2 separate regions of the Mus musculus genome follow, and region 2 is linked to region 1. The links are chromatin loops, found by intact Hi-C in ENCODE. Cell type or tissue: heart. All regions are shown on one strand.

The links. A loop is a pair of places that touch in the nucleus more often than their neighbours do. Peaks named below come from ENCODE experiments on the same cell type or tissue, not always from the same donor. Only the 100,000 strongest peaks of a DNase experiment are listed, where the experiment ranks them.
Region 2: a loop joins it to region 1, with 3 times the contacts of the local background. A loop is called at or near these places in 1 of 42 quality-filtered maps.

What each region holds. Positions count from the first base shown.
Region 1 is chr5:33,934,201-33,938,200 of GRCm38, reverse strand. It overlaps Nelfa (negative elongation factor complex member A, Whsc2), which reads left to right and starts at 1,930. Exons shown (of 11, transcript NM_011914.3): 1 at 1,930-2,175. The coding sequence starts at 1,966. In heart, a CTCF peak has its summit at 2,160; a DNase peak (open chromatin) is centred at 1,830; H3K4me3 peaks cover 3,017 bases; H3K27ac peaks cover 1,620 bases.
Region 2 is chr5:33,627,558-33,631,557 of GRCm38, reverse strand. It overlaps Fam53a (family with sequence similarity 53, member A), which reads left to right and starts at 1,923. Exons shown (of 6, transcript NM_178390.3): 1 at 1,923-2,221; 2 at 2,581-2,705. It also overlaps Gm9903. In heart, a CTCF peak has its summit at 1,792; DNase peaks (open chromatin) are centred at 817, 1,317, 1,787 and 3,397; H3K4me3 peaks cover 2,871 bases; H3K27ac peaks cover 2,529 bases.

The sequences.
Region 1 (4,000 bases):
CAGGCTTCCTTCATGTAGCCTTGGCTGTCCTGGGACTTTTTCTGTAGACCTGTCTTGCCTCAAACCTTACTGACTCTGCCTCCTGAGTGCTAGGATTAAAGATGTGTACCACCACACCTGGCAATTATGTGTAGTGGCAATTTTCAGAATTCTGATATTTTGCTTTCTTTAAAAAACACAGAAATATTATGTTTTTGTCTTAATATTAAGTGTGGGGATATGGGGCTGCTTTGTAGCAGCTGACTGATTAGCAGAGCCATGGTTTTGCCAGCTGCAGATAGTTTCTGTGTTTGTGTGGCATTTGAAATTCTGGGAATTTTTCAGAGGGTATATAAATGCTAGAGCCCTGATAAGTGGAGTTGGTGATTGTTAGCCATTGGGAGCAGGGGGAGGGGATTGTGGTTTGTTAGTAGCGGTGCTCAAAGAAGAAACTAGATTCAGGGATCTCTCTCTCTCTCCTCCTCCTCTATCCTTCCTTCTCTATCTAATGATAGAGGGTGAAATGGATGGGAGGATGAAGGGTGGGAAAAAGAACCCACAAAGTAGCAAAAACCTACTTCAAGGATGAGCAACATTTTTTTTTTCCAAGACAGGGTTTCTCTGTGTAGCCCTGGATGTCCTGGAATTCACTCTGTAGACCCGGCTGGCCTCGAACTCAGAAATCCACCTACCTCTTCATCCCAAGTGCTGGGATTAAAGGTGTGTGCCACCACCACCAGGCAAGTCTGAGTAACTTAAAGTGTCAGGAAAGACCACTCCACTACAGCTGTCACCAAATGCTGGATACCTGAGGCTCCCAGTCCCTTGAATCAGGCAATTCCACAGTCTCTTCTGTCAATAGTTGTTAATATAACCATGGGAAGTGGCCTAGTGAGTCTTATGCCTTTCCAAGTTTCCTCAGGCTTGTACATTTAATTACCATGCTAAGTCTTAAGAGCTGCTCTCCCCTCTTCATGAAATATTTCAATTAGGAGAAAACAATTTACATTTAGTTATATATTTTCATTCTGTGGCTCAAAATGGACTCAAACCCTCCTATCTGAGCTCAAATTCCAGGAATTACAGACATGAACCACCACTCCCAGGATACTTAGTGTTTTAAGAGATTCGTTTCACTATTTTGCACAGGATGGCCTCTACCTCCTCGGCCCAACCGATCCTTTTCAATCTCCTAAATATCTGTGACCAGAGTCGTGCCCTACTGCCACTTTTGCTGACACTGCCTTGTGAGTGGCCTAGGGCTTTAATCCCAGTACTTGGGAGGCAGAGGTAAGTGGATCTCGGAATTTGAGGCCAGCTTGGTCTACAGAGTGAGTTCGAAGGATGGACAGAACTACACTGTCAAGTTCTGATAAAGAGAGACACTACAGGGTGAATTTAGGCTTCTCAGCAGCTGTGGAGGATCAGCCTTTGAAAGACCGTACTCTGAACTACTTTGCAATTGCCCTGATGATTAACCACAGCCATCGCGACCACATAACCATGGGAAATGGCCTAGTGACATCCCCGACACGGAACGGACCTGTATGCGGACCTGAGGCAGCACTGTATGCAGGACGGGCAAGGGCCATTCAAGACTGTCTGTGGAGAACGAGCCCAGCGCGCTCTCCGGACTCCTTCCAATGAGCCGCACACCGGGAAACCAAACTGTTGCGCCTCACTGCGGTACTCTGAGCGGAACATCTCGACGACACACGGATGCGACTCAAATGGCTACGGCATTGCCCGGCGCCCTAGTAGGTGCCGCCATCATGCGTTACGGAAACCCAGAGTTCTTTTCGCGGAGACTCACCGCCCACTCCCTGTTCTTGCGCCTCGGCTCGAAGCCTCCAGAAGGCGGGGCCATTTGCAGTTGCACTCGAGACCCCGCCCCGCGCCAACGGGTGCCGCCATGTTGGGGGTCCTCGCCGGGGACACGTAGGCGTCCGCGTAAGATGCCGGCCGACGCGCGCTGCCGCCGCCAAGATGGCTTCCATGAGGGAGAGTGACACCGGCCTGTGGCTGCACAACAAGCTGGGCGCCACGGACGAGCTGTGGGCGCCACCCAGCATCGCGTCCCTGCTCACCGCCGCGGTCATCGATAACATCCGCCTCTGCTTCCACCGCCTCTCCTCGGCCGTGAAGCTCAAGCTACTGCTCGGGACGCTGCATCTCCCGCGCCGCACCGTGGACGAGGTGAGGACGCGGGCCAGCCTCTCTCCGGCCGGAGCACCGCTCCTGCCTCCCGCCGGCTCCGGCGCCGCACCTTGCCCTTCTCCCGCCGGCCGCGCGCAGCTCCGTTTTGGCGCCGTTAGCCCCTACACCTTAGTACTTCCAGCCGCTGGGCGCTGTCGCGTTCGGGGGTCGTGGGGCCATGGCCACAACAGCCAGGCCCGCCCCTTCCGCAGTGCTGGATGCTTCAGCTCCGAAGCTACTCTTGGTTCGGGGCTGTTAGTGCAACTTTCCATGTGACTGCTGACCTTAATTTTGTTGCTTTTGCCTTACCAAATATCAGTCGGCTTGCGTTCATCTCTATTCTGTGGCGTTTTGTTTTGTTTTTGTTTTTTGAGACAGGGTTTCTCTGTATAGCTCTGGCTGTCCTGGAACTCACATTGTAGACCAGGCTGGCCTTGAACTCAGAAATCCGCCTGCCTCTGCCTCCTGGGATTAAAGGCGTGCGCCACCACGCCCGGCTATTCTGTGGCTTCTTTTCAGTGTACTCTTGTTCCACATTGCATCTCTCTAACTTATACTATGCTTTGCAAATACATACGCAAATAATATATGTATAGTTTCACTGTGTAGCCCAGGTTGATCTCATACTTGGTATCCTCCAGTCTCAATCTCTGGAGGTCTGGGCCACTACATCTGATAGCAGCTAAAAACACCGAGTTACCTTAGTTTTTAAACATTTCCAGTTATTGTATTATTTTTATATCATTAATTTTTATTGCTGCACTATACCATATACACAAAACTGCATATTTATTCGGTTTAAAAAATACTGAGAGCTAGCTAAATGACTCCTGTTATCTCCACACATGAAAACAAGGCTGGTCCCTCCAAAGCACCTCCATTCCTCTTTCCTGCAGGAGGCTTTTTTTTTTTTTTTTTGGTTTTATTTTGGCAGGGTTATCAATCGTGTGTGCATTCCTAGCACACACGAGTATTTGGGGTTTGCCTCATTTGAATTTAATACGGCAACAGGTTTCCACGTTATATTCATTTTCCGTGTGGTGTGGGTGTGTCTTCTGTTGGTAAACACCTGGACAGATTCATCCAAGTTGTTGCAGACAGTTTGATTTACTCCGAATTATGGGGTTCCATTCTTCAAGCAGACAGCAAATGGACGATTAGGTTGTGGCTGGTTTTTCTCATTCATTTTGTGTGTGTGTGTGTGTGTGTTTGTGTTTTTCTGTTTCATGTTTGTTCTGTTGTGACTGATACAATACATGTTCATGTGAACTCTAGAAGTAACATTGGAGGTGACAGTAGGATTATACCAGGTGGCCTTTCAAAATGGTTTTATTGAATTATACTCACTAAAACAAGTAGGTCAGGTATTTAGATATTAGTAGGATTGTTTGGTTGAACTTTGTACTATTTGCTTGTTCTGCTGCTTAGCTTTCTTTTTGTGTGTGAGTTACCCATTTTGACCCGGATTGTCTTTTCTTTTCCTGACTTGTTGCTTTGGAGGAATACTCTTTAATTGGTGCTCACCACTGTCCTAGTTCCCAGCTATGGCTTAGCTTTCTGAATGGCCTTGTTCAGGAAGTACTCCATTTTTGAGGTGAGGTGCCTGTGGTCTCCATGTGTCTGTCTGTCTGTCTGTCTGTTTCTCAGTGTGAAGCTGAGTTCAGTTTTACAGGTGGCTGTGATGGTCCAGCACCACCTGCAAATGGTTAGCTTTTCCGCCCTGCTGCTCCTGCCTTCTTTTTTTTTTTTTTTTTTTTTTTTGAGTCATTTGTGTGTCTTGCTGATAACCAGCCAAGCTACTTACTGTCCCTTTAGTGTGTTTTGA
Region 2 (4,000 bases), 310 kb after region 1:
AGGTGTGTTGGGGTAAGTAAGCTGTTGTGGACCAAAGTGAGCTAGGGTCTGCTGGGGTGAGTTAAGGTGTGTTCCTCTGGCACCCATTGTTGAAACTGCACCAGCAAACTCATGTACTAGAGTCGTCCGGGCTGTCCCCATGCTTGTAGTAGTATACCACTGAGTAGTGGAGGTTTGGAGTTAGGCCATCACTGTCTTTCCCCTTCACATGGCCCACTGAGGTACACATAACATTCTCAGGGAGATGGAGGCAAGCATTGAGGAGACAGGCTGGTGACATTGCTATTCTTTGTCATGGAGGGAAAATGGCCCCTTGGTGGAGTAGCAGCCTAACTGTGAACCAAGGATGATTTTAATATCTTCCCTTGGCTGGTTACCTTTGGGACATGATAAACACTGATACTGGCACCTGTCCTCAGCATCACCAGTGTGGTTTATGTGGGACTATCAGACATTGGGTGAAATCCCACAGCTGGCTTGCAAGCCATTCTCTGCAATCTGATCTGTGGGAGAGTTTGAAATACTTTCTGGTTTTATGTGAATTCATCAACTCCCTGAAAATTACCCTAAAAGGGCACACACTGAAAGCCTTTAGGAATTACTCAAATACAGCTGAGCTGTGTGGCGTATGTAACTTAATCAGCTGCAGGGCTTGGGAAACACAAGGTGACCGTGGTGATTTGAGAAGGCCACCATTGGTCCAGATCTGCCCAGGGAGAGTGTGGTTGAGGACTGTTCTGGGCAGAGTTCCTCTTAGGCACAGGTGCCTGCCAGATGTCTCAGTCCTTATCTGGCTCCTGCCTGCTGTGATCCAGGTCGCAAGTCCCCTGTCCTCAAGAAACCTGGAGGAGGAAATGAAAGGTCTGTCGCAGGTGATGCAGCAGGTGAGGGCACTCATTCTAGTTGATCTTGGCCTCCCTTGGCTGGGCCTCTGAGCCTGTACAGAACTGGATTTACCAGACCCATAACGTGGTGGCCAGGGCCCAGACTTCTGGTGTGCCCCAGGAATACCCAGTGGCTTTCTAATGTCTTCCTTTTTAGGTCTTATTCCAGATGAGAACTATTCCATTTTCTACATCAAGTAGCTGTACCTAACCCTGCAACATTTTTTAAAATTACTTTTTGTTGTTTGGGAACAAGGTTGTCTAGGGATTACAGGCTTGTGAAATTGCAGCCTATTCCTAGCCAAGTCGGCAGGCGGTTTCATTTTGCTGCGCCTGGCCTCTAGCACCCTGAGAAGTGCTCCACCCCAGTCACACCCACCTGCAGAGCAGCTTTCCTTCACAGCACCGGTACCCAATGCACAAAAGTGCCTTCCAGTCACACGGTAGGTCCAGAAATGAGACTCCCAAAGGGAAGGGTCCTGCCCAAAGGCACATTACCAGCAAAGGACAGGAGAAGCTGGGCATTGGTGGCGCCTGTCTTTAATTCCAGGGCTCGGAAGACAGAGGCAGAAGGATCTCTAGGAGTTCGAAGCCATCCTTGTCTACAGTCCGAGCTTCATACTGAGATTTTGCTATAAAAGAAAGAAAGAAAAAGAAAAAAGGCAGGGAGATGAAGGTGGTCACATCGGACTTTGGAATCCGGGAGCCTATAGGTACCACTACCGGCCTTCGATGCCCCGCGGACACCCGAAGGTTAACGTCACACCCGGCGCGGGCCAGCTCGCACAGGGGGGCGGGGCCAGCAGCGGCGCACGGTACCCGTAGGAGGGAAGTGAGAGGAAACGGGGGCGGGGCGTCACGAGGCCACACCCACAACACGCCGGGCAGTGACGTCGCCCGCCTAGCGGTGCGGCTGAGGGTTGATTGCTTGCGGCGGCTTCCGCGGGCGGGTGCGCGAGCGGACGGCTGACGGCTCGGGGCGGTGGTAGCGGCGCGGCGACCAATGAGGGCGTCCGGAGGGGGCGGGGCGTCGGCTGCGGTTTTGTTCCGCGGTGACTGAGGCTCACCGTCCCCATGCGCGGAGCGCGGCCTGCGCGGCCGGCGCCCTGCCCCAGCTACGGAGCTCGGTGCTCACTCGCCTCGCGGAGAGTGCTCTGCGCCGTCGTTCGCCTGCTCATCGCTAAGAGCTCCAGCCACCGCAACGCCGTGTCCTTGCGCTGCGATCCCGGAGTCTCCGTACGTCGGCCGGCGCCGCGCAGCCGCACGTCGAGAGCCGGGTGCATCGGCACAGCGCGCGGAACACCCTCTAGGGCCAGCCGGCGTCTCAGCACCTTAAGGTCCCCGCGCGCCCCGGGCCCAGCACTGTCCTCGTGTCCCGTGTCCCCGACATCCTAAGGTCCTCGGGGACCCAGCATCTGAAAGAACCCTGGGCCCCAGCTCCCTAGAGTCCCCTGGGCCCCAGCTCCCCGAACTCGTGGCGAGTCCGGGGACCCCTCCAATTAGGCCAGGCCCCAAGCATTCTGTTGTGCGCGCTCCTGCACGCCAGGCGGTAAGGCCTGCCCGCTGCGCCTGGGGCGCGCTGCCACTTGTTGAATCACTTTTCATGTCGACTTTGAGACCTGTTGTCGCCATGCTGAGTCCGTGGGCCCGTGAACCCGCTGTTGTTGAGACTCAGTGATTGTTATTTTGTATTCAGGAAGCAGGAAGTTTGACGAGATATGATGGTCCCTTAAGGGAATCCCAAGAGCAGATCCTCCCCAACGACCTGTGGAAGGTGACTTGGAAGTCTATTCCGAAGCCACTTTCCTGCGTAGACTGAGGGTGTGTAAGTCCCTTTAAGACTTCCTGTGTGGAGGATGGGATGTGCGATGTTCACAATGTATTTTACCGCTCCGAATGCTATTGCCTTTGTACATTAGTCTTAATTACAGATCTGTGATCTATCACTCCAAATTAAAATCACTTTAATTTTTTGCACTTCAAGGTATTTAATCATTAGATATATCTTTAAGTATGAATCTAAGCTTATTCTAACCCTCCAGCCCCACTACTTAAGTTTATAATGATGTTTCAGCTCTGAGAATTTTGAAGATGGACTAGTTTGACTTGAAAGGTGTACTTTAGTTTTTACATTAAGAAATTTGACTTGTGCTCACTGATGCTGCTGCTTCAAATACATATTTGGTCATCTTAGGAAAGTGGGTCTTGGAAGGGAAGTTCAGCATCTCAGAACAAGGTAGGACCGAGGATAGTTTTTCCAAATTCTGAATATTACGCCAAGGTGGAAATTGAAATTGATTAGGAAGAGTAGATGGACTTTGCTGTTTTGGTTAGTGGTTGGTCGTTCTTTCTGATGACTCCTCTGGCACCTGTTCTCCTCTTTACGTCTCTTTGTTTAGTGAGCATAGCAAGCCCGGTCCCTTCTCATGGCCTGATAAATGATTCTGCTTGCTGTCCCTGGAGCTTAGATCTTGGTTCTGGAACTTTTTCCTCTGGTGTGTGAGCTTGTGGCTTGGACTGGAGCCATACCAAGTCACATGGCCTTTCAGATCTTCCCCTAGGTTGGATTTGGCAACCGTAAAAGAGAGAATTTTAGTTGCTACTCTTGAGACAGAAGATGCTGAACAATCCTTTTTTTTTTTTTCCTTTTTAAATTAAAACACTTGTTTCATGGGTGTGGGTGACTGTTTTGCCTGATTGTGTGTCTTCATCACGTGCATGCTTGGTGTCCTTGGAGGAGGGAAGAGAGTGGTGGTCCCATAGGACTGGAGTTACAGGAGTTTATGAGCCATCATGTAGTTCCGAGGGATCTAATACAGTCCTCCGCAAGAGTAGCCAGTGCTCTTAACCAGTGAGCTAACCCTGTAGCCCAAACAATCTTCTTTTCCCTTTCTTTTTCTTTTTCTTTTTCTTTTTCTTTTTCTTTTTCTTTTTCTTTTTCTTTTTCTTTTCCCTTTCTTTTTCTCTTTCTCTTTCTCTTTCTCTTTCTCTTTCTCTTTCTTTTTCTTTTTCTGTTCTTCAGGACATGGTTTCTCTGAGAACCATCTACCCCTGCCTCTGCGGTGCTGGGACTAGAGGTGTGGACCATCACTGCCCAGCTTCCTTTTTTTTAAAAG